2 separate regions of the Mus musculus genome follow, and region 2 is linked to region 1. The links are chromatin loops, found by intact Hi-C in ENCODE. Cell type or tissue: left cerebral cortex. All regions are shown on one strand. Links, peaks and the distances in the headings refer to the core of each region. The heading gives the core; the rest is flanking DNA. Region 1 overlaps Kcnip4 (Kv channel interacting protein 4). Region 2 overlaps Adgra3 (adhesion G protein-coupled receptor A3).

Evidence for each region. A loop is a pair of places that touch in the nucleus more often than their neighbours do. Peaks named below come from ENCODE experiments on the same cell type or tissue, not always from the same donor. Only the 100,000 strongest peaks of a DNase experiment are listed, where the experiment ranks them.
Region 2: a loop joins it to region 1, with 4 times the contacts of the local background. A loop is called at or near these places in 9 of 42 quality-filtered maps.

What each region holds. Positions count from the first base shown.
Region 1 is chr5:49,089,490-49,101,800 of GRCm38, reverse strand. All of the region lies in intron 1 of Kcnip4 (Kv channel interacting protein 4), which reads left to right. Among named protein-coding and RNA genes, the nearest start is that of Kcnip4, 430 kb to the left of the region's middle. In left cerebral cortex, for the core only: a CTCF peak has its summit at 6,712; DNase peaks (open chromatin) are centred at 3,557, 4,236, 5,988 and 6,676.
Region 2 is chr5:49,955,202-49,967,512 of GRCm38, reverse strand. Adgra3 (adhesion G protein-coupled receptor A3) reads left to right here. Exons shown (of 19, transcript NM_133911.1): 17 at 3,677-3,822; 18 at 5,770-5,865; 19 at 5,999-7,562. The coding sequence ends at 7,241. Among named protein-coding and RNA genes, the nearest start is that of Adgra3, 98 kb to the left of the region's middle. In left cerebral cortex, for the core only: a CTCF peak has its summit at 5,505 (motif pointing right); DNase peaks (open chromatin) are centred at 5,508 and 5,795.

The DNA.
Region 1 (12,311 bases), core at 2,630-10,629:
CCAGTCTCTGAATATGTGTGTGATTTTCATACTCAATAATCATGAGTTGAAATACTATGCTGTATAATGAAATCTATATGGAGCTGAACACATAGTATACATATTACCCATAGTTTTGACTTGGACTGCTTTGTACTAATTGATGAGAATAATATAGATTATCTAATATATAATGAGCAGAAATCTACTTGACATAGTCGCTTTGGAAGACCTTGAGTCCATGATCAAAATGCTTGCATTTAGCTAGGGCCTTATTCTAGCATCAACCTAAGTACAAAATTAAGAGAGGTTAAGATAAATGGGACACCAAACACATCCACTCATGGAAAGACAGCTTCCACAATAATCAACTCACTCCCATTATAATTACATCAATTCTCTGGTGCTCACATAACCTTCTTGTTAACACTCTATTGAGGATGGATATTCCAACCCATTTAGGAGAGTGTACATTGAAATAATAACTTCCCTTGAGAGAGAATCTTGCAAATAGAATGGACATGGTGTTAGAGAAGTGGAGATTTCTTCTAAAGTAAGAATGCTACCCTCTGTTTCAATATGATAGGAATGTAAGAGGGTTTAGGGAAATCTTTTGTTAGAGAAGTCATGTATAGGAACTCTCTTAACAGAGGAAAACACACGTTTCTACACAAGAGCATGGAAAGTTCAGATTCTACTTGAAGTACAAGCTGTGTTAGGTGACATTAGAAAATAGGTAGTGATAAATTAAACAGATAGCATAAGTCATGGACAAGATAGGACTGAATGAGAGACTAATTTAGTAAAATATGTAACAAGTGAGTGAAATCTTTCTTTAGTAATGGATAGCCTACCCTAAATGGATACTGGTACAAGGTAGATTAGATAACCATAGTCCTCTTTGAAAGATAGCTCAGCTTTGGTACTACACCATTTCCCACCTTTCGGGAAAACTAAGATGGATATTGAAGAATCAGTACATGAAAAGACTTTGTCAGAAAAACAGCTTTTCTTTGCTTCTTTGTTTTAGTTTAATTTCATGGCTCCTTCCTGAATCTATCCACATTCCTTTTTCCTTCAGTATTTCTTACTTACTTACTGTGGTGTGTCTCTGTGTCTCTGTATCCCTCCAGTGACCTTAGGCGATTGAGTTTGCTTACCCACAAAGGTAATTTTAATTCTTTGGAGGAAAGAAGGGCCATAATTATTTGCTTACTATTTTCCCCATCAGGGCTGTCCTTGCAGAGTTTGAATTCTCTGTGGAAACATAGGCTGTGCTTGAAGTGGTTATACTTTATTGTGTAGATATCAATAATCTGATGATATCTTTTCTAAACTATCTATCTTTGTCCTCTGTGTGCTATGTACAAGACATTAAACTTGCAGTGATTCAATTGCCTAGAGTTAGTGACAACATACTTTCTCTGCTGAGCTGAAAATGGTTTTATACTGAAGATGACATGTTGCTGTCATGTTTTGAAGGCATAAATACCACTTAGAAACAAAAACACCATATGCAAATAACTGAAATAGTTTGATTCTAAGGTTCCCTCAGGGAAGGTGCATTGTCTACAAAGGGCAGAGTGCAGCTTTCTGTTATGGTTCTTTGGGTTTCTTAGATCTGACAGTCCCACATTAAAAACTGGGTAACAGTGATGTTAGCAGCATCCCTTTGCACCAGGTCTTTGTCTGCTGATAAAATGTACCCAGCTCCTTTTTTTAAAAAAAAAAATCTATTTATGCCTGTTTCCTGTTTCCACATAGAGGAGATGGCACAGTCACATTTCTGTAAAACTTTCTTGTCACGCTCTCCAAATCTTTCCCTCTCTCTGGGTCTAATGGACACAGGGACTCAGTAGAAGCAAGTTTTCTATGCCACTGTTTAATCCAAATAGCTGGCTTGTTTTGCTTCCTTGTGTGGCTATCTAAATGAGATCTAACTGAAGACAAGAAGAAAGTGGTGGAGTTGAGAGGAAAGTTAACAAAGTGATCCTGATGAAGTAGATGATAAGAGTTAATGAGGATTTAGTGTGCAGCATGCAAAAGGCTCAGTAGCTTGCCTGTGCTGTTCTTCCACGTCTTAGAGCAGAACACTGAAGAAAATGCTATCAGTAGAAGAATAAATATCTTTAGAGTTATTTAATAACTTAAGTTCTTGCAGGTATCAAGAGACAAATCTAGATTTCAAAGTCATATTTTTTTCTTATTCTATTATGCAACAGATAAAGGATTCAAAATTACATAATACAGGCACCTATTTTTTTTCTTACTTAAAATAGTTCCTCATGTCACTTAAATTTGAGAACTAACAGGCTGACTGACTAACATAATGATGGTACAATGCTGCTTCCTACCAAACAAAATTGTTGACTCATCATTTTCCTATTGTCAATATGTATTCCATACAGTAAATAAGCTCTCTGGGACTCATTTTCTCATCAAAACATGAATGACTTAAATGTTCCCTTAAAAATGACTTCTTAAAAAATAACTCCATTCACTAGCAAGGATATATACAATAGTATGTTTTATTTTTGTGGGGTAGATTACTCTTTCATAATTACAAAGGAAATAACACAGCTATGTGGATTTTTGTTGTGATGACTTTAAGGTTATATTGTTCATAGGGGTTTTGTTTTGGTTTTGGTTTTTGTTTCTGTTTTTTTGAGACAGGGTTTCTCTGTGTAGCCCTGGCTGTCCTGGAACTCACTTTGTAGACTAGGCTGGCCTTGAACTCAGAAATCTGCCTGCCTCTGCCTCCCAAGTGCTGGGATGCAAGGCATGTGCCACCAGTGCCCAGCATTATCAAGGTTTTAAAAGGTAATACCTAATATGTTTTGTAAAGCCAATAGTATGCTTTGTAGATCTTGGTATGGTACAGTGGGAGGGACTACCTCAGTGCGTCCATGCTGAGGCATCCTTCCCCATAAGGTACATAAGAAACAATAAGAAACATTTTTAAGTTTACATAAAGAGACAATTAAAGAAAACTCAAAAATTTGACTTTGTGAATATGATTGATCATATAGATTTAGCATGAGAAACCCTTTAAGTCTACAGTTAAAAGTCAATCAAAGGAAACTTGAAATTTGAGCTTGTGATTATAAAAGTGGATCACATAAGAACTCCATTGGTTAATGTTGGGATTTTAAACTCTTGACGTTACAGCTTAACAGTGACTGGAAACTGAGCTTCTCTTGGTTAAGGAAGTAGCAGAATGAACGGTTTCATCAGAACTTCATATCCTTTACTATGAAGCCTGCAAGCGAGGCAAACCTGTCTTTCATTTTGAGAATTGATCTAGTTCTCTTAACTAGTTAACAAATTTGGGGTAAGGAGCTAGTTGTCTGTTTTCTAGTGATCAAGCTGTCATTAGTTTAGCTGTCAATGCAATCAGAAATCTCTTGAAGAATAAAATATTATCTAGATGTCATATATTAATGAAAACGACAGTGGTTTGTCTGTAGCTCACTATCTAAACAGTTCTCTCAGGGCTCTGTAGCCTCTATGGTAACTTGGGCAGAGGCAATCTGACCATCAGGCCCAGACGATGAGAAGGACTTTTTCCTGTGGAGGAGGAACACTGGAGAAATGACTCACCTTGTCTTAGGCAATCTGAGACATTTAATTCTCCAGACTTCTTCTCTATGTCCACAATCAGAAGAGCTGCCCGGGCAGCTGGCAAAGCAATGGAACACTCTTTCTCACTGGTTATCATACCACAGTCTGTGTAGAGTCTCTTGTTCCCGAGAACATATCTTCTTGGTGACTGCTAGTACTGGGGAGTCTCTGTCATAATAAGCTTAAACCTTTAACCTTATATCTATCAGATTTGTGAGATAGTATCTATTAGGCATATCTGAGACAATTTGTGTCTATTTTAATCACTTCTTGTAAATTGTATCTAGCAAACAAAGAGAGTATATTATAACTTAATGAAAGTAATGACAGTAGCAAAACCAAGGCTAAACATATGCCATGTTGTTCTAACTTAAGAAGGCAGTGAAGGGAAAACTGCCCATAACAAAGATGGTGGATAGTCATGTAACTGTCTTCAATTGAGATTATGCTGAAGCTACAGCCAGCCATGTGACCCTTAGCTAAGATGGCGCTGATGCTATAGCTCTGCCTGTGGTGGAAAGTCACATGTTTGTTATGGCTGAGAATGGAACAGCATTTATCTATAGAACCGTGGGTGGCTATGTGTCAGCAAAGACAAATAAACATACAGAAATGCGAATAGACATATTTTGCCTGGTGAGCAGGGCATTATGCACATGTGAGGAGATCTCTCCCTGTCACCACAGGCAGCCTTCTCCTGCCACAGCTGGCTGAGAGCTAGTATGGACCAGAATGGAAAGAATACAGAGATAAAAATTCCCCAGGAAGTAGGAGTTTAAGACTGCTTGCTGCAGCAAATGGCGGGCAGCAGTGGTGCAGCCGAACGAATTAAGTCTGAAACAAAATCTGGAGAGTGTTTTTAGAGTTGAAGGAATGCAGAGGCGAGCTCACTGGATTAAGGAGTTAAGTGGTTTGGAGCAAAGGTAGGACAAAGCTTGGACAGAGGAAACCTATTTTCTGGATCACTGGCAGGAGTTTTAAAAGTGTTTTTCTAAGTCCCATTAAGTGGCCATTTAGAGTCATCTAGTGAGTATTGGGGCTGCATTTAGTGTAAGAATTTGGAAGCCTTTTAAACCAGAAGGTGTCCTAATAAGGAGCCTGAAATTGGGGGAAAATATATTCATTCAGTAAAAGTAGCTATTATTTTGTCACTAGTACCATTCTGAGGATAAATATAATAACTAGTCGAACGAGCAGCCAGGCTAGATTGCCAGGCGGTCATTTGGCAAAGTAGGGGCGGAGCTATGGTCCAGTACTGAGATAGAATGGTTTACCTAGGCCTATGATGTTCCAACAGAAAGAGAGAAACCATCTCAGGGGCGGGGTGGGGGGGGACAGAGACACGTCACATAAGGGAAGAGAACCTAAGATGAGTCAGCAAGGCGGGTAGGTTATGAAGACTGTGGATACCTCCATCCCTGAGGACACTAGAGGGTGGCCAGCCCTTTCTTGAGACCAGGGCCATTCATGCTGAGTAGTAGGGCAGCTTAACAATCGACAGTGTTTGGATGGAGAGGTCCAGTGACCCATGGCTGGAAAGTACATATGGTAGCAGGATATGTGAACCTTCAAGTTTGTAAATTGGAGTTATGAAACAAATAATACCTTTTGTGAAGCCAATGTAGAACTTTGTAGAGCTCGGTATGGTGTAGTGGGAGTGGTACTTCCCCTAAAGTACCAGCCTTGCAATGGATTTAATATAGAATAGAGTTTATTTTGGGGCATGGGAGGGGGGCTGGGGAAAGAATAGAGGCATAAAAAGAGGAGGAGGAAGAGGAGGAGGAGGCAAAACAGAGAGGGGGAGGGGGGAGGGAGGGGGGGAGAAAAGAGAGAAGAGGCTAGCTGGGAACACTGGAGGGAGGAGGAGAGAGAGGGAGAAAGGGGTCAGAGAGAGCAAAGTGGAGCAGCGAGAGCCAGGAGAGGCCAGACAGTTCTTTATATAGCAGGCCATACCTATTTAGCTATTGCTAGGTAACTGTTGGGTGGAGCCTAGGAGGAATGCTAACATGCTAACAATACCTACACTGACAAAAAATGGCACAAAATATAAAAACATCTGCAACTATAAATATAGATATTCACAGAAATATTCAGCACACACCCCAGTGATATATCTGTATTAGAGCACTTGTCTGCTTATCCCGGCTCCTTAGGTATCATATCACAAACACAATCTCCTGACTGACCAAAGAGGGTCTTGACACTTATGAGTGCATCATGCCTAAGAACTGGCAGAACACGCAGGAAGCTTCTAAAATATTCTCTCAAGTCAGCTACCCAAGAAATAGGGCCACTGGAAAAGTAGAAACAAAGCCAGTGAAGACAACAGAAAACTGACGTTGTTAGAGGTCCGGTGTTGAGGGAAAGGACATAAATAGCTTCACTCCTCCGTGTGAAGGTGAATGAGGAGGCTGAAAGATTTGTGCAAACATAAGGTGTCACAGTGATTGGACAAACATATTCATCACATAAGTCTGTTGGCATATGAACTATTCCACAGCAGGCCTGTCCTTCAGCTTGGCCCGGTATGATTCATGTTTTCCATTTGGAGAATCACAGCAGGGCAGGTAGTTTATTGGTGCCAGGAGAAGAGGAACAGTTACTAATGGACCAACATTTACCTACTCATTCCCCATGTGCCAATGTACTTGAAGAATTGTCTCCTCTACATCACAGACATGTAGCATGGCTTTTGCTTTCATTTCATGCTCTCCCTCGAGGTGATGTTCATTGTTTAATAAGCATTTTCTATGTTACGATCAAACGAATGGCCTTTTGATAGATTTTGAAATGTAGTCCACTAGGCTACTATTGTTTAGTCCAACAGATTTGATAACATATCCAATGAAATTTTCCAATTAAAAACCATGAAGGAAGTTTAACTTTCAGTGACATCAATGGAAACCTTCAGGAAATAAAAGAAGATCATTACCTAATGTGTCTTCTGCCTGACAGATTTAAGAAGAGATTAGTCTTCTGCACTTGATCTCATGTGCATCCCTGCTGGGAGCAGCTCTGTGGCCTGGATCTCTGAATCACAGGCTAAATGAATATCTTCCCACCAGTGAATTTTCCAGCTCATTTAGACTCTGCTGCCACGGTGTGGGGAAACATCAAATAGAACTGCAGCTTCAGAGGTACCTTTTGTCGTAAAAAGAAAGAAAAATAATCTGTCTATTCTCAGGTTCATTTAAAGATAACTATTAAAATACAAAAGTTAAGACAAAGGGTAATATTAAGTAAAATTGATAGCAGTATAAGTAATTGATTATTTGGGTAATGACCTCAACTCAACATATGGTCATCTCAATAAGGGTGAGATAGCAGTGTGATCAAGGGACTTTCTAAGATGACTATATAAACCTCAGGCATCCCAACCCGCTTCCTGCCCTGCTTTTTATCCTCAACATTCTTTCTTCCTTTTCTTCTTTCTTCATGGACTTTTTTTTTCTTCCTTCCAGCTTTTCCTGGTTCCATTAAGAAAAGATATGGAACTCTGCTTCTTTGTACAAGCTAGTATAAGTCAGACTACTGTAGAATTCAATTGGTCTTTGTCTCTTTATTCCTACAGAGGAATTTTTTAGTGATTAATAGTGGTAGGTACAATGAATGTCAGACTATGAAGCAGGCTTCACAGAGTGGTGTACAAGATGTCATGGGATCTCGAGGGCCACCGTCCAAAGCTGTCATTAAGGTTATTTACAGTCAGTTCAACACATTGTTTTCTGAACTTCAAAAATACCATCTTCCAATGACTGAAGGCCACAGCGACAGATGCCAGGAATTCTATTATGCACCAAATAAGGACAGTGATTCCTGTCTGTATTAACCATAGTTAAAGGCTATTGTAATCTATAGGGATTTTAAAAAGTCACTATCAAATAGAGAATTTCTTTATACTTTAAAAGATGGTATTTCAAAAAATTTCAAGTGCTTTTGATAGAAAGGCATAGATCTTTCCTACCATCTTTGGAAATATGTTTCATGTATGTTTTCTTAATTCTATAATGAAAAATTATTATTTATTTATTTTTTGGCCTTTACAAAACATAATACACTTGAATGAGGTTATTAATAAAAGGATAAAAAAATAGGATAAAAGGATAAAAAAATAGGATGTCCATAAAAAGATCTTGAATCAAAGAGCATATAAAATGGAATTATAAAGTTCAAATATACAAGATTTTAGGTCATTAACCTGATAGCTACATCATAACTCTGACTTTTCTTTATTGGCTCTTTACTATACTATCTCCTACAATGGAATGATTTGAAAACCCTTATCCATTTTAAATTAACAAATTTGGAAACAGAATTAGAATATAAATAAGTGACAGAATTAATCTGCTGGAAATTTTTATGCATAAGTAAGTAAATGCAAGACTATATTGTTATTTATTTATTTATTTATTTATTTCTAGACAGGGTTTCTCTGTGTAGCCTTGGCTGTCCTGGAACTCACTCTGTAGACCAGGCTGACCTCAAACTCAGAAATCTATCTGCCTTTGCCTTGCAAGCGCTGGGATTAAAAGTGTGTGCCACCACTGCCCAGCTTATATGTGTTATTTAAAAAACACCACCAAAGCTAATAAGAGGAGATCAGGATATGAGCTCCATTTTTTAAAATATTTTTTATTATTACGTATTTTCCTCAATTACATTTAGAATGCTATCCCAAAAGTCCCCCATACCCTCCTTCCCGCTCCCCTACCCACCCATTCCCACTTTTTGGCCCTGGCGTTCCTCTGTACTGGGGCATATAAAGTTTGCCTGTCCAATGGACCTCTCTTTCCAGTGATGGCCGACTAGGCCATCTTTTGATACATATGCAGCTAGAGTCAAGAGCTCCGGGGTACTGGTTAGTTCATAATATTGTTGCACCTACAGGGTTGCAGATCTCTTTAGCTCCTTGGATACTTTCTCTAGCTCCTCCATTGGGGGCCCTGTGCTCCATCCAATAGGTTGGAAAGTCAAGGCTTACTGTGTATGACTGACTCAGTCAATAATGGCACTTAGATAAAATCATATCTCATCTAGTAGAGGTATTGTTTTACACCACACACACATACACACACACATACATACACACACGTACTCACACACATAAGTAAGTATAAAGTCCTTACTGTAAATTTTGTAAAATACATTGCTTATCTTCTTTTTTAAATGTTATTTTTATTATGTATTTTTCTCAATTACATTTCCAATGCCATCCCAAAAGTCCCCCATACCCCCCCCCCACTCCCCTACCCACCCATTCCCACTTTTTGGCCCTGGCGTTCCCCTGTACTGGGGCATATAAAGTTTGCATGTCCAATGGGCCTCTCTTTCCAGTGATGGCCAACTAGGTCATCTTTTGATGCATATGCAGCTAGAGACAAGAGCTCTGGGGTACTGGTTAGTTCATAATGTTGTTGCACCTCCAGGGTTGCAGATCTCTTTAGCTCCTTGGATACTTTCTCTAGCTCCTCCATTGGGAGCCCTGTGATCCATCCAATAGCTGACTGTGAGGATCCACTTATGTGTTTGCTAGGCCCCGGCCTAGTCTCACAAGAGACAGCTATATCAGGGTCCTTTCAGCAAACTCTTGCTAGTGTATGCAACCGCACATATTTTTATAGAGTACATTTAAAATTAAGCCTTTTTTTTTCTTGCCTAGAAAGTAAAAGAAAACAGTAAGCTAATTGGAGGGTTCATTATCCACTAAGGTCTTGTGAAGTACACATTTCTAGAGCCACACTCATTAACATCAATTCTGTGGTAAAAGAAAGGAAAATAGTTCAATATTGAATCTTTTCATGATATGAAACAGATTGTTGCCATTCTTAAATCCACTGTCAAGTGCAATGAAAGCAAACATAAGAAGGTGCATGGATTACAGTCTGAAAGCCTGGTTTGAGCTCAAAGATGAGAGGAAAATTGTTGAAATATATGACAGGTTTTAAAGTAGTAATAATCCTGTAAGATGACAGAGACACTGCATTGTCCCTGGACCTTGGTCCAATTCCATCATCTATTGAGTTTTAATAATAGTACCAGGCCATAGGAAATTCGAGAGATTAAATGAAGTGGTATGTATAACACTGTAACTGCGAAATGCTTTTAGCATGAAGTACCTGCTTCCTAATGTTAGTTATTGTTATCCCAAAAAAGAAGGAGATAAGGAAAGATGGTACAAGCTATCATATTGTGCTATCAAGACACCAAGAGTAATCATAGGTTATAATAAATGGTAGTGGAGAGTAAGGTAGTATTTCTAGCATAGTGTCTACACTGGTACACAGAGACTATTATCAAAACAAAAAGTGGTTGTGAAAGTTTTGGGAAGTATTAAGAGCTTCTCAAATGCTGTTTAATGTGTTTCCTCTCCTTTCTTATTGTCATAGAAGCTATTTTAAAGTTTTGTTTGTTTTACAGTATAACATGATTAGAATATACTCTTTAGGTATCGTAAGTTTTAGTGTATCATGGATATGGTGGAGAAGCAGACTCGTCCCGACAGGGAGAGATATGCAGGTTGATTGTGAACAAACCAAATGAAGATACGTCTTGAGGAATAAAAAGGAAATTTCCTATGGAGAATCCACTCACGTTTAAGGACCATACCAATTTATAGTGATGGAAATTAGCAACTTGATATGCTTTTTATGAGATATTGGAAGAGTATTTCTTAGTGATGGTAGATTCATATCAGTCTGCTCCTCTGTGCTGTTGATAATGGTCACCTCATTTTCTCGTAGCGTGGAGGCCAACAGTCACACCTATGCATCACTATGGTAGATGGAAGTAGATAAGCCTAGAGCCAATGATTGCAGAGAAAAGACCTCCCCCGTATCCCTTGTCAGACTCTAATAACTCCCCGAGGTAGGGCTGGGGCACATGGATTCAGCCACTAGAAAAAAATGTGAATATATAATGGGGGCATGTCAGTATTCTTCTGAAGTAAATCAGAGTTATGTGGCCAAGGAACATTATGGGGAAGGAACGACTGAGTACGTAGCCTACGTTCATTTTGTAGTAGAATGCTTTCCTTAACTTTGAACCCACAGGTACTTCCAATGAGCTTGAATCCCTAACCAGTGATGCTTATGTGCATGTGTGCTCACATGCATGTGTAGGACACTGAGGAGTTCAGAAAGGGCAGAATAGATGGAGAATGGCAGCAGTTTAGATGGACTAAAATCATAGACTCAGAAATTACTCCTCGCTAAGGGCTGCCTGGGGAGCCACCTCGGCTATAAGTGATGGGAAGTGCCTTTCAAGAACTGTGGATCTGTGAAAATACCCTGTGGTATGTCCCATTCTAAGCTCTGGGACACATGTCCCACTGTTCAGACTTTCTGTTAACTGTTAAGTGTTCGTGAGGACTAAAGACAGAAAAGAAATATATTGAATGAAATCATGTAGTTCTAAATCAAAATGGAAGGAAAATAGATGCCCTTAATATGTCCCCTATCTGGTAAATTACATACACTACAACAGGTGTTTTCTTTCAGAAATTCTAAAGCCTCATTAGTCTGGTATACAAAATGAGACTGATAAGTACAGAATATTTGATTGTGGATATGTGGAATTTTCTTGATAATTTCCTATTGTTGAGCATCTGCTTCTGTTTAAAAAAAAAAAAAAAAAAAAAAAAAAAAAAAAGCCTTGCTGAATCATAGGGATTCAGGACAGAAATAAATATGCACAAGTTTCCTGTTATGTATACTTCTACTTGTCAGACACTGATGCAAAGATGCTGTTTTGTTCATGCTAGCTGATCGTAATCATATCATCGTTGTGAAATTTCGCTTCAGCATAACTAAGACACATTGCCTGAAAGTCGACATTCACCTCCTTAGAGAAATACTATTTGCCTCCAGCGCCACCTAGTGGCGTATTGTTAAAATGCATGCTCTCCCTTGGGATGGTGTCTAAGCCTAGTATTTGTAATGCACCAATTTGAAGCCAACAGGTGTCCAAAAGATTACTGGGACTAACTGAAGCTTGCTGTCTGTGTAAGTGGGTACTTTAATCATTGCTGATTAAGTCATAGAATTTCAGGATAATATCAAAATATTTGGACATATAGACAAACATGTCCTTGAAATTTATTTCCTATTTTGTAGTAGAAGATTTATAGCTGTAGATGTAAACTTTCCTGTTTGGGCACTGGTGGGATTCACTGTCTAGTTTTGCTTAATTCACTTATATGTGAGAAACACAAGAGTAAGCTAGTGTAAACCATCAAGATTCATTGAAAATAGCATGTGTTATTAGGTTGTATTGACAAATGAATGCAGCATGTGTATATAGTTCCAATCATAGAGATGCATTACTGATTTAAATTTAATACATATTGAAGGGGTTATATTGATAACCCACTAGGTAAACAGGCAAATCTTTAATAACGCTGCATGGATTTGCCTACTTAATGTCCACAGAAACACTGAGGAGCAAAAGCTCTTGGCATTGTCTCTATACACACCACGTGCCCCAGGAGCTAAATTTTTATACAAGGTCTCATGTCTACAGGAAGGTAGAACTAGGATTTGAATTATTATAGTCTGGCTTTTTTCTACACTCTTGGCTGATTTTGTTATTGTTTTGTGCTTTGTGTTTTGAATATTTGTTTTGGAATCATGGAGTTTCTAGGACTCAGTTTAAAATTTTGCTATTTGCTAAAAACAAAACTCAGTGAACAGTGCAGATCTCGTTAGACTTAAGGA
Region 2 (12,311 bases), core at 2,161-10,160, 870 kb before region 1:
GTTTCCTGAAGCAGACATGTTAACTTATTCATTACTGAAATGAATAGGAAGAGACTGTTGTAAACATGACCAAATGGTGTTTTATAGCCTCCCTACAATGAAAGGGAGAGGGATTGTCTGGACTCCTCAGGAACCAGAACAAATGCTCCAGTTAAAGGTTTATAAATGTACGCTTTGAGGGTGTAACAGTCATAGCAGATTGGTTCTTGTGGTCATGACTCAGGGCTCCTTGGTGTGTTCTCACATTGTAAGGATTCAGTTTCTTGGGCTGGGAAAGTCGTATGGAGAAACCTGGTGAGGATTTTGGGTGCTGACGGGTAGTGCCTTCTGTGCTTGTCTCATCCACTTGTTCTACTAGTCTACCTGGTTAAGCCTTCTGTATTTCTCCTATAAAATATGTATCAGGATGGCTAAATAGAATGATCTTTATGTTCTTCTGTCTCTAAAACTAAGCCATAATTGGCACGCCTTTAATTGAAGCACTTGGGGAGCCGAGGGTGTGGATCTCTGTAAGTTCAAGGCCAGCCTGGTCTATATTCAGAGGGCCAGGCTAGCACACAGACCCTGATTCTCTATAAACTGGGGAGTCTGGCACCAGATGTATAAAACTGAGAATATGACGGTTCCAAGGCATGGTTGAGGGTAAGGTTTTTATTGTAGATATGGGGTAGAGTGCGGCCAGAGGCATCTGGAAGAGTCCAGAGCAGGGAGAGAAAGTAGTACATTGAACATGGCCACCAGACTGGTCTTGGACATGAGAGAGAGGAGGGAAAGAGAGAAAGAGTGTCAGCAAGGAGCCCAAGAAAGGAAGACTAAGGAGAGAAATGGCAGGGTTCTGTAGGAATGAGAAGCTGGGGGAAGGGAGGCCTGTGAGCTGGAGAAGTTGAGGGTAAGGGGGGGTGAGGAGGGTGAGGAGGGCGACAGCTGTAATCCTGGGAAAGCCAGCAGGCCAGATGTGCCTTAGTAGGTTATAGGCAGCACAGTTAGCTATTTTCTCTTAGACCTGACAGTCTCAAGGTAGACCAGGCATGCACTCACTGAGCCCTGATGTGTTCGGTTTCAGGTACATTGTGCATGTAATTTATGTAGCTGTCTCTTCCCTCTTTCAGGAATCACAGACTTACCAACAGAGGGTGGTCCTACACATTCTGCCCCAAGGTGATTGGTTGAGAGTGTTGGAAGTGTCAGCTGCCAAGTTCCTAACAGTTCCAGTCTTCTGCTGCCTTTAACTGGTTTGTGGAAGGAGCTGGAGGAAGCAAAGAGGCAGAGTTGGGAGTTTGAAGAGGCCTAGCCCAGGGTTGGGGGAATTCGTGTCCTACCACGTCCCACTGAGCAATTGCTTGGTGGTTCATTTTCTGCCCTTGGTTTTCTTTGCCGTGCATAAAGGGATTTGGCTGCACCTTACTTGACTGTCCTTGGTGTTCTGCTGTCCCGTGATTTAATCTACACATAGAGTGCCAGATGCCCTTCTCTCGTGTCCTTTTGTATCTGTTATCTAGAGAATCGCTGTGCTGGCACCGAGAGCCAGTGGGGGAAATCTAATCAGGAAACAGGATGGGCTATCTACTTTATGTTAACCCTAGAAGGCACTTCAGTCTGTTATATATGCCTGTAAACTGAATCATGTAGAGTGTTACCCAGCAGAGATATGATTAACATGCTCACATTTGATCTGCTTCTCCCACTTCCGTTGTTGTGCACTGCTGAGGGCTGGGGCCCTGTAGACCATCACATTTGACTGGGAAGAGCCTGTGGCTTGCTGGGGGACCTCTGTCTTGCAGCATCAAATGTGTTAATTCAGTAGCTTTCAGAGACACATTTGTGGGTATGTGCCTGCCACTTACTTCCGGGAGCTATTTCTATTTTTGCATGTTCACATGTGATTATTCATCATACAGGTGGGTTTTGTTGTTTTGGTATGGTTTAGTTTGGTTTGGTTTTGGTACAGCTGTTGTGTCTAGAACAGTGTATACATACTGTAGTGGCTTAGTTGAAAAAAGACAATGTAAATAGATCAGAGTTTCTATTACTATGTAAGTGCCATATAAGTAAGTGGGGTTTACTCCACTTATATAAATTTACTGATTTCTATACAACAAATTTGCACGGGCTCCTTTTGCTTAAAGCTCTGAGGATGATTCAGATGGCAAAAAGGGCCGTGATGTTTTTCTCTATGAACCTTTCTTTCCTTGCAAGTCAGTAAAACTGCTGTGAACCAAGGAGCCACTTCTGTCCCTAGGAGATGGTGACTTCTGAGTGTCCTATTGAGATAAGTGGGACCCACTGTCCTGGCACTTCCAGAGTCTGCATGGTTTATTCTGGGTGGCTACTGTCCTGGCTCAGAGTCACTTGGGCTCTTTTGCCTCTAGGCTTTAGCTGCAGGCTGGCTCTTGTTCTTTTGTTGCCAACCTGGGTTTGGAGATGTCAGCAGGAGTTTCCTGAAGGTTGGAGCGCTACCCCCTTAATGAATAGTTTTTCTTGGTGCTTTTCATTTCTAGACTTTTACCTGTAATAATTGTGAGGAAAAGGTACTGATCCAGGACTCACTCCTCAGCTCCATGTAAAGCCATGCTCAATGGAGTGCCCTGCACTTCAGTACCTAGGGGGTGGAGGGTCTTATAGAAGGAGTACAGTCTTCATCCACTGCATGGTGACATTAAAGTCAGCCAGGAGACCTTGAGATTCTGTTCCCCAAATAAGCAAAGACACAAGATAACAACTGTTGGAAAAAGTAGCAAGTCATTAGTTTAGAAAGCTGGCCATGATATGTCATACTTATAAATCTAGCACTTTGTAAGCTGATGCAGAAGGATGACTGCAAGTTCAGAGTCAATCTGGGTTACACAGTGAGTTACAGGCCACCCTAGGCTACAGATTCCGTCTCAGTCTGACCTTCTGCCCCATCCCATAAAAGAAACAAGATTCTAGATTGTGTCCTTCCTCTGCTGATGTATACTGTTTATTTTCTTAAAACAAACAAACAAACAAACAAAAAACGTTCAAGCTGCTTGTGTTCCCTTTCAACATCATACAGAATTGCCACCCCAGCCAGAGGGATCATGTGATCAGCATACCTCCTGTCATCACAAGCATAGAGTCCAGTCTGCGTTATGTGGGCAGCTACACCGTCAGGTGCCTAGTGTGCCCATGAGTTTACGCCTATTCAGATTCCACAGAACGCCAGCGCTGTCTGTTAGTAAAGTCCCCACTATTAAATTGAAGAGACAGAAATCCAGGGTTCACAGGCTTTCTTCAGCACGGCCCTTACAATAATCACAATAAGTACTCTTGGGAAGCAATATAACAGAGCTGAGGGCTTGAGATCGTGCGTGATTTGGCTGAAATCACAGTCGGGTAGGGAAATGGGTGCAGTCCTAAACTGAGGGAAAGTGTTTTACTTCTGAGTTTACCTGCTTAAGCCTTACCTTGTTACATCACTTTCTTCCTGAAATATGGCGACTCTCAGGCAGAGCCCAGGTGTGTCCCTCCCCTCCCCTTCTCTGCTTCTCCTCGAGGTGGCAGTTAGAAGGTGAACCAAGTGATAAATTGATCTTCTGTTAAGAACCTCGATTCCTTCATGAGCACGTGAAGGAGTCGCCTTCCTACTGCATTTTAATCAGACTCGAGGAAACATTTGTTCTTTTAATCGTCATACATTGTCCAATCTTCTTTGTAGGTTGGGATCATTCTTCATTATTCTACCCTTGCCACGGTATTGTGGGTTGGAGTCACTGCTAGAAATATCTATAAACAAGTCACCAAGAAAGCCAAGAGATGCCAGGATCCAGATGAGCCACCCGCTCCTCCACGACCGATGCTGAGGTAGTGTGAGCCTTTGTTGTATCGCAGGTGTTCATTACCTATTGTGTTTGCTTTAGTTGAACCACAGTCGTAACTTACAACAGCAAGAAACATTGGTGTGGCCTTTGAGAGGTCAAAGGGAAGACTTGCAAGCTGACTGGTTCTCAGTGCTATGAGCATCAGCGTCTCCACTGTGCCTCTCAAGCTCAGAAGGAGTGAGAGGGTCTCATGGTTATGTGCAGAGCAAGAAGGAGGTATCAGCTCTCTATAAAATACTAGCTTCTTGAAGTTTTTTGACATCCTGTGTCATTGATCTTCATCTTAAGAATTAATTTTGTCTCTCAACAAAAGACAAAATGAGTTCGGAGTTACATCTCCTTCCTGCCCGTTACGATAAAAAGAGTTGTGAATGGACTGATTGTGCTAGATGAGCAGAATTCTCAGTTGTGAGTAGGTTCACTGGAGGCCTGATGTGCACCCAGCTGAGCGCACCCCGCCTCAGAGTTTGCAGAACTGGCTGTGGATACGTATTGTTCAGACCTCCAGAAAGTGCGGAATTGCACGTACAAAGAAGGGCCACTTGTGAGAGGAGGGCACTTGCTGAAGCTGCTGCCATGAACCTGCTTTGGGGTTAGGGAATGGTAGAGGTGTCCCCTGCATAAAGGAGCTAGCTGAGAAGCGCAGGTTGCTTCCATTCAAGTCCATCTTGGGGAACTTGTACATTTGCTAGATTGACTGGCAGGACCGTGGGTGACTCGGACAAGGGTCACAGCTAGTTCTACTTATTGCCTATAGTACCTCAGGGAAGGGCCTCTATAGTTGTCTAAGTTTTGTAAGCTTCATGAGTTTGTAAATTTCTTAAGTGTTTATGCATTTCATACCCAGCTCTTCCAGAGCTGCACAACAGATAGCCACGTTAAAGTGTGAATAGCTGCCGGACAGCGAGCTTTAACTCAGGAAGTGGGTGCTGAGAGGGTCTTGTTAGGACAGTGTGGCATTAGTGTGGAGTGTAAGTTGGGATGCCTGAAAGTAAGAAGTGTTGGTGAGTCACGGGGTTTTCGCTGAGGACTGGAGCCAGAGAGCTTGTACATGCTAGATGTGTGAGGAGGGTCGTGGGATTGCCTGGATCTGAGTACTCGAGTGTCAGAAAGGTGAAGACGTCTGCAGGGTTACAGTAAGCCTGCAGATGGTGTTTCCATCAGCTGAAAAAGACAGGCAAAATAGCATGCATAGTAAGCACCAGGGAGGTTTACCAGTGCTCGGCCCAATTCGTTTCCACATGTTGCTGTCACTGAAGTGCTTGTACTGAGCAAGGTCTAGGGAGAAGTTAGGGGTGTAGTGATCCAGAGGCGACATATCTTTCCAGTAGACGAGCTATGTTTGAAATGAAAAGGAACACCAGATAGACTGGATATCTCCAGCGCTGTTGAGGTTTGCTAACCCAGCCTGCAGAGGCACACTGTAGGGTTGGCTCAGATGCCTGCCATTGTGTGTAAGAACTGAAGAGTATCGGCTAGCTGAAGTCTGCGAAATCTCACTCTCCATAGCTCTTCCTACTGTATTTTATGTGTGTGAATCTTGAAAGTTGCCGTGTAATAATAGACCCACAGTTTTTGGCTCACCAGCTGAATTTAATGGAAGCCACTTTCCCTGAAAACACAACCCACTAAAAGCTTAGGTAGACCCAAGTGTTCTTCCACCTGGCCACACGGTGGCAGCAGCTGACCAGCTTTCCCCAGCTCAGAGCCGGTCCTTTGAAAAAGAAGAAAACAAATGGAAAAGCAAAGCAGAACAAAACCTAACAAAGATCCAAACCAAAATCACATGGGCCATTTATAAAAGCAGTCACTGAAAGTTGTCTCAGTGTGTCATTGGAATCGTCAAAGAATGATGTGCGAAGTGTTTAGTAGACAATGCAGTAAGTATTCCTGCCGCGTAGACAGGATAATGAGCCGTTGTTTCTCCTAGGTTCTACCTGATTGGTGGTGGGATCCCCATCATAGTGTGTGGTATCACCGCGGCAGCAAACATCAAGAACTATGGCAGTCGGCCCAGTGCACCGTAGTGAGTACCCCATGTTCTCTGTACACCTGACCCCACTACTTACTCGAGGTTTGTGGGCACAGCTGGTGCCAATCTCCTAAGTGCTTTATTGAACTACAGAGCGTCTAAGCTAGTTCCTCATGTTCTTTCCTAGTTGCTGGATGGCCTGGGAACCGTCCTTGGGAGCCTTCTACGGACCTGCCAGCTTCATCACTTTTGTAAACTGTATGTATTTTCTAAGCATATTTATTCAGTTGAAAAGACACCCTGAGCGCAAATATGAGCTCAAGGAGCCGACAGAAGAGCAGCAGAGATTGGCAGCCAATGAAAATGGTGAAATCAACCATCAGGACTCCATGTCTCTGTCTCTCATCTCTACGTCCACGTTGGAGAACGAGCACAGTTTTCAGTCTCAGCTTCTGGGCGCCAGCCTTACTTTGCTTTTGTATGTCATCTTGTGGATGTTTGGGGCCATGGCTGTTTCTCTGTATTACCCTCTGGACTTGGTTTTTAGCTTCTTCTTCGGAGCCACTTGTTTAAGCTTCAGTGCTTTCATGATGGTGCACCACTGCATCAACAGGGAGGACGTGAGACTTGCGTGGATCATGATGTGCTGCCCAGGGCGGAGCTCGTACTCCGTGCAAGTCAACGTCCAACCTCCCAACTCAAGCGCCACTAATGGAGAGGCTCCAAAGTGCACCAATAGCAGCGCAGAGTCTTCGTGCACGAACAAAAGCGCATCGAGCTTCAAAAACTCTTCCCAGGGCTGCAAGCTGACAAACTTGCAGGCTGCTGCGGCACAGTACCACAGCAATGCCCTACCTGTGAATGCCACGCCGCAGCTTGATAACAGTCTGACCGAACACTCGATGGACAACGATATTAAAATGCATGTGGCTCCTTTAGACGTGCAGTTTCGAACAAACGTGCACCCAAGCCGCCACCACAAAAACCGAAGTAAAGGACACCGGGCCAGCAGGCTCACAGTCCTGCGAGAGTATGCCTATGACGTCCCAACAAGTGTGGAAGGAAGCGTGCAGAATGGCTTACCTAAAAGCCGGCCAGGCAGCAATGAAGGACATTCAAGGAGTAGGAGAGCTTATTTAGCCTACAGAGAGAGACAGTACAACCCACCCCAACAAGACAGCAGTGATGCTTGTAGCACACTTCCCAAAAGTAGCCGAAATGTTGAAAAGCCTGTTTCAACTAGTAGTAAGAAAGATGCACCAAGGAAGCCAGCTGCAGCCGACCTTGAAAGTCAGCAGAAATCTTACGGCCTGAACTTGGCTGTTCAGAATGGACCAGTTAAAAGCAATGGGCAGGAAGGACCCTTGCTAGCTACCGACGTCACTGGTAATGTTAGGACTGGGTTATGGAAACACGAAACAACTGTGTAGCATTGCAGGGGCTTCCAAGACAAGGTGAAACTGTGGTACTCACATTCCTTTAAGCTATGAACTCTTAGAAACAAACTGTTTACAGCCACCTTGGGGATACAAAGCCGTTCTGAGTATTCTTGTGAGCTTTGGGATTTACTTATTTTATATTCCCAAATTGTCCCCCACTCCCCCCAAGAGTTAAAAATGTTTTAAAACATTGTTTTACTTGTCAAAGCACCAATAAGATATTTTGGAAGTTGAAAATATAATTTCTTAGAATCTGTTATATCTGCGTAACATCTGAGACTTGTATTTAATAAACTAAATAGAAGTTTGTCATTGTGCTGGTGGCTTATGTTTACACTGCAGAACACATGTTAGGAGCTGGGGAGATGGCGCCATGGGATAAAGGTGCCGACTGCCACGGCTCCTGGTGTGTGAGTTGTAATCCTAGCATCCATAGGGTGGAAGGAGACACCTCTCATAAGTGGTCCTCTGGCCTGCATATGGCTTCCACCACACATATATACAAACATGCATGCATTTTGAGAGCATTTTAGCTACATTTTAATAAAGTTTGTGATGGTGATTTTCAAGGTGATCAGGCATAAATAATCAGATGTACTGTTGGCTTAACTATACTGATGGTAACATTTGTATCAAAAGGATTCTGAGTTGATATTTTCATAAATACAGTTTTAATTGTGACAGGGTTTAAAAGATCTCACAGAATGATTTTTTTAAATGGAAATACCATTGGAACCTGTTGTGTAAATTGCATATTTTTGCCACATCACTTTGATCCAATTGATGCTATTTTCCATAATTTCGTGGTTTTCAGTTGTTTATCTTTGAGTTGCAGTTTCTTTATCTTCCCTTCCTACCACTTTCCTCTCTTTCGTCCTTTCTTCCACAGTGTCTCCTATGTCACAGGCTGGCCCCACTTGCTATGGACTTGAGGATGACCTTGGACTCCCGTTTTTTCTTTATCTCCCCATTGCTGAAATGACAGATGTATACCACTAGGTCCAGTTTATAGAGTGCTGACACTCGAACTCAGGGCCTCGTTCAGTTCATGCTGGTCAAGTATTCTACCAAAGGAGTCGCATTGAGTCTGGCCTTGAGTCTGACTTTCTTGGTGGTGGTTCTTGGTGTACAGGAACTGGTTTTTTGAATACACTGAGAATCTCTCAGAGGAAGTTCCCATTCACTCTGAGTCTCCTAGATTGGCCTATATTTTGATTGCCTTATGTTTTGTATTGAAGTGAAAGTGTTCTTGACTTTATGCTAAAGCACTGGCGTTCATACTCCATCTCAATAGGAAACAATTCTGATAACACAAGGCACCATTAGTTAGACCTCAGTGGTCCTTAAGCATTCAGATCCCTCGTCTTAAAAGGTCTCTCTTGTGTAAAATATAGTGCTATGGGAAAAAATATCATACAGCCCGGAAATAGAAGTCTCAAAGTTTGAATCAAGTTCAAGAAGTCCTAAAAGACGTCAGCAGCTTACCTTAAATGTCAGACTCGGAGTGAAGTGCTCACTTATGTGGCCATCTCAGCCACATTCTAGATCAACTAACTACTGGGAGCCACAGTAGTCTTCAGAGTCATGGGGGTGCTGCCAGAGAAAATGACTGGGTTTTGGTTTGCAGTAATAAGCCTAACACTTAACGCTTCAGCCTTTATTGCATGTGATGCCAGCGTTGGAGACAGTCTTTTTTGGTAGGGAAACAAGGCAAGCAGCCAGTCGATTGCCATTGGTACACTCTGTCTACTTTTCAGCCAAGCGTTGGAAACTGAGCGAAGGAGCCAAAGAGCAGAGCGAATGCATCTTTTCTTATTTCTAGTCTTGTTTTTCTGATACAGCTCGGTCTATTAGTTCAGTGTTGAGGCAGTTTCACTGTCCTGCTCTGCTCTCCTCCTGAAGAGAACATCACTGCTGTTCCTTCCCCAGCACTTGACAAAGACCATGAGGAACCTCACTTCCTGAAGGTGTTCCATTTGGTGGGTGTTACTAATTTAAACAACTTGAGGTACAGGATGCCCAAGGACAGGTTATGAAAGAAGTCATGCAGTTGGAGGAAATGATGACGCTTTTTTGGGGGGTGGGGTGTTGTTGTTGTTCTTTTCGAGACAGGGTTTCTCTGTATAACCCTAGCTGTCCTGGAACTCACTTTGTAGACCAAGTTGGCATCGAACTCAGAAATCCACCTGCCTCTACCTCCCGAGTGCTGGGATTAAAGGCGTGCGCCACCACCAATCAGCCTTTTTTTTTTTTTTTTTTTTAATTTGCTTTTATTTTGTTCTTGACCAAGGGTATCATTCAGTTCAGACTCACCCTGAATTCTGTATGTAACTGAGGCTAACCCTGGGCACCTGCTCCTCCTGCTTCATTGTCCCTAACCACTGGGGAAGATTTCAGTGACAACCTGGCCGGCCTAAGTGGGGAGCTTTATTAAGACATGAAATGCAATGAGTAATGGCTTTCTCCAACTTTTCTATTTGATGGGATTAAAATTTGATGTTTGTGTAGAGGGTATAAAAAATGCATTTCTTTTATCCCAACCTTTCTCATTCATGATTTATGGCCTGGTGCTGGCCGAGATTTTTGTATTTCTCATAGAATTATAACCGATTAACAGACATTGCACCCTTTGAGATCAGCGTTTCAGTTTTCCCATGAAAAAGATTTGACAACCAAGATTCACACATTTTTGAGTTCTTGTATTCCTGCTGAGTTTGGGGCTGAGGGGTTCTTTCCTAATGGTCAAGCCCTTGTACCTAGAGTTGCCTTTGTTTCTGTTGCTCCAGAGGAGCTTGCTATGTATCATTTTTACCTGATTGTACTTACATCTTAGTTGCTTTGAGTATTAGAGCAAAACATAGTTGGTAATATTTAGAGGAATACAAATGTTTGTTATATGAAAGTTACTCTTTACGCCATGTCATATAATACGAGTGATACATGTTATATATACTTTATTCCATGTTTCTTCTTTCTTTTGTGATGAAATAGCATGAACGTGAAAGTCAGGACAACTTTAGGAGTTGGCTCTTTCCTTCTGCCATGTAGACTCAAGGTATCAAAATCAGATTGTCAGATTTGTGACAAGTTCTTTACATTATTAAGCCATCTTGCCAATTCTATATTACATACTATTAACTTCTATTTATATAACTCAACATTATACTGATCTATATTTTCTATGTTTAGATAAGTATTATTCTCATCATTATTATTAATTTATTCTTTCATATATTATGTCCTTCTTCTTTTCCTAGTCCATCACCCACATCCCCTCCCTCCCCATCCTTTGCTTCCCTTCAGAAAAGGAATATCCACCAAATAAGGCATATTAATTTGGAATAAGATTTGACACCTTTCCTCATATTAACTCTGTACAGAGCAACCGAATGGGACAAAGGTTCCCAAAGCAAACCAGAGTGTCAGAAACGGCCCTGGTTTGCTTCCTCTGTTTAGAGTCCCACAAAACCACAAAGCTAACAACTATAACATGTGCAGAGGGTCTAGGTAAGATTCGTACAGGCTCCCTGATTGTCAGTTCAGTCTCAGTGAAGCCCTGTGAGTCCAGGTTTGCTAACTGTGTTTTCTTGTGGTGTCCTTGAACCCTGTGACTGCTATAATCCTTCCTCCCCACTCTTTAGCAGACTTCACCAGCTCCACCTAATTTTTGGCTGTGAGTCTCTGTATCTGTTCCTGTCAGTTGCTGGCACTGACCTACTTTTTAAGTGAAGACTTAGAAACATGATCTGTGTAGAAGTACTTTTGCATATTAGCACTAGTATTAAATGCTAAAGTAAATGTTTAATATTTCAGATAGTTATTGAGTGATTAACTGATTTCCAAATTTATGCTGTTTTGCATATACATAATAACAAATCATGTTCCATTTATATAAATGGTACATGGATAAGGCAAGATATGTCTCCATGCTGATGGGATTCATTTTGGAGAAGGAATGTTGTTTGACTTCTTTTTTTCATGAATTGAACTTAGAGTGCACCAACTGAAGTTGGCTGAGAACATAAAAAATGGAAGAAGGAAACAAACAGCGTATGTGGTGGTTTGAATATGCTTGGCCCAGGGAGTGGCACTATTAGGATGTGAAGCCTTATTGGAGGAGGTATGCCACTGTGGGCGTGGTCGTTGAGACTCTTCCAGGTGCCTGGCAGTCAGTCTTCTCCTGTTTGCCTTTGGAACAAGATGTAAAACTCTCAGCTCCTCCAGTGCCATGCCTGCCTGGATGCTGCCATACTCCTTTCTTGATGATAATGGACTGAACCTCTGAACTTGTAAATATGTCTCAAATGTCCTTTGTAAAAGTTTCCTTGGTCCTGGAGTCTGTTCACAGCAGTAAAATCCTAACTAAGACAGAAGTTGTACCAGGGACTGGGATATTGCTGTGATAGGCCTGACCATGTTTTGGCTTGGAGGAATGTGAATTTGGGGACATTGGATTTGAAAAGCCATGGAATTCTTTAAGTGGGACTTAATGGGCCGTCCTAAAAGGAATATGCAAGACATTGGCACTGAGGGTGATTTGAACTCTGGAGATCATTCTTATGATGTTTTGGTGAAGAATGTTGCTGCCTTTTGCCCTTGTCCAAAGAGTCTGTCTGAAGCTAAGGTAAAGAGATTTCAATTAATTGCATTGACAAAGGAAGTGCCCGACAAGTCCAGCATAGACTTTACCCTCTGGTTTACTCTCTTGAAGAGTGTTTTGGGCCAGCATAGCAAGCTTAGAAAGGAAAAAATATAAAATGTATGGTTCAAATAATAAAAGGGCACAAGGAAGTGCAATGGAGCTAAATCCTGTGTTCAAGGAGATAAACAGATTAAGGGAGTGGCCTACCCGGTGATCCCGAGTCTTTTCTATGTGTCTGTTTGTCCAATATTCTTTATCTTGTCATTCTAGTCAGATCAAGTCCTAGCTGAGTGGAATAAGCAGATGATGATGAGATGGTGAGGTCTCCTTTCTCAGCAGATGGAAGAAACTGACCGTGAACTTACAGGGCTTGGTAGTACTAAGTACTCATTTCTGTAGCCAGTGACCACCCACTCCCC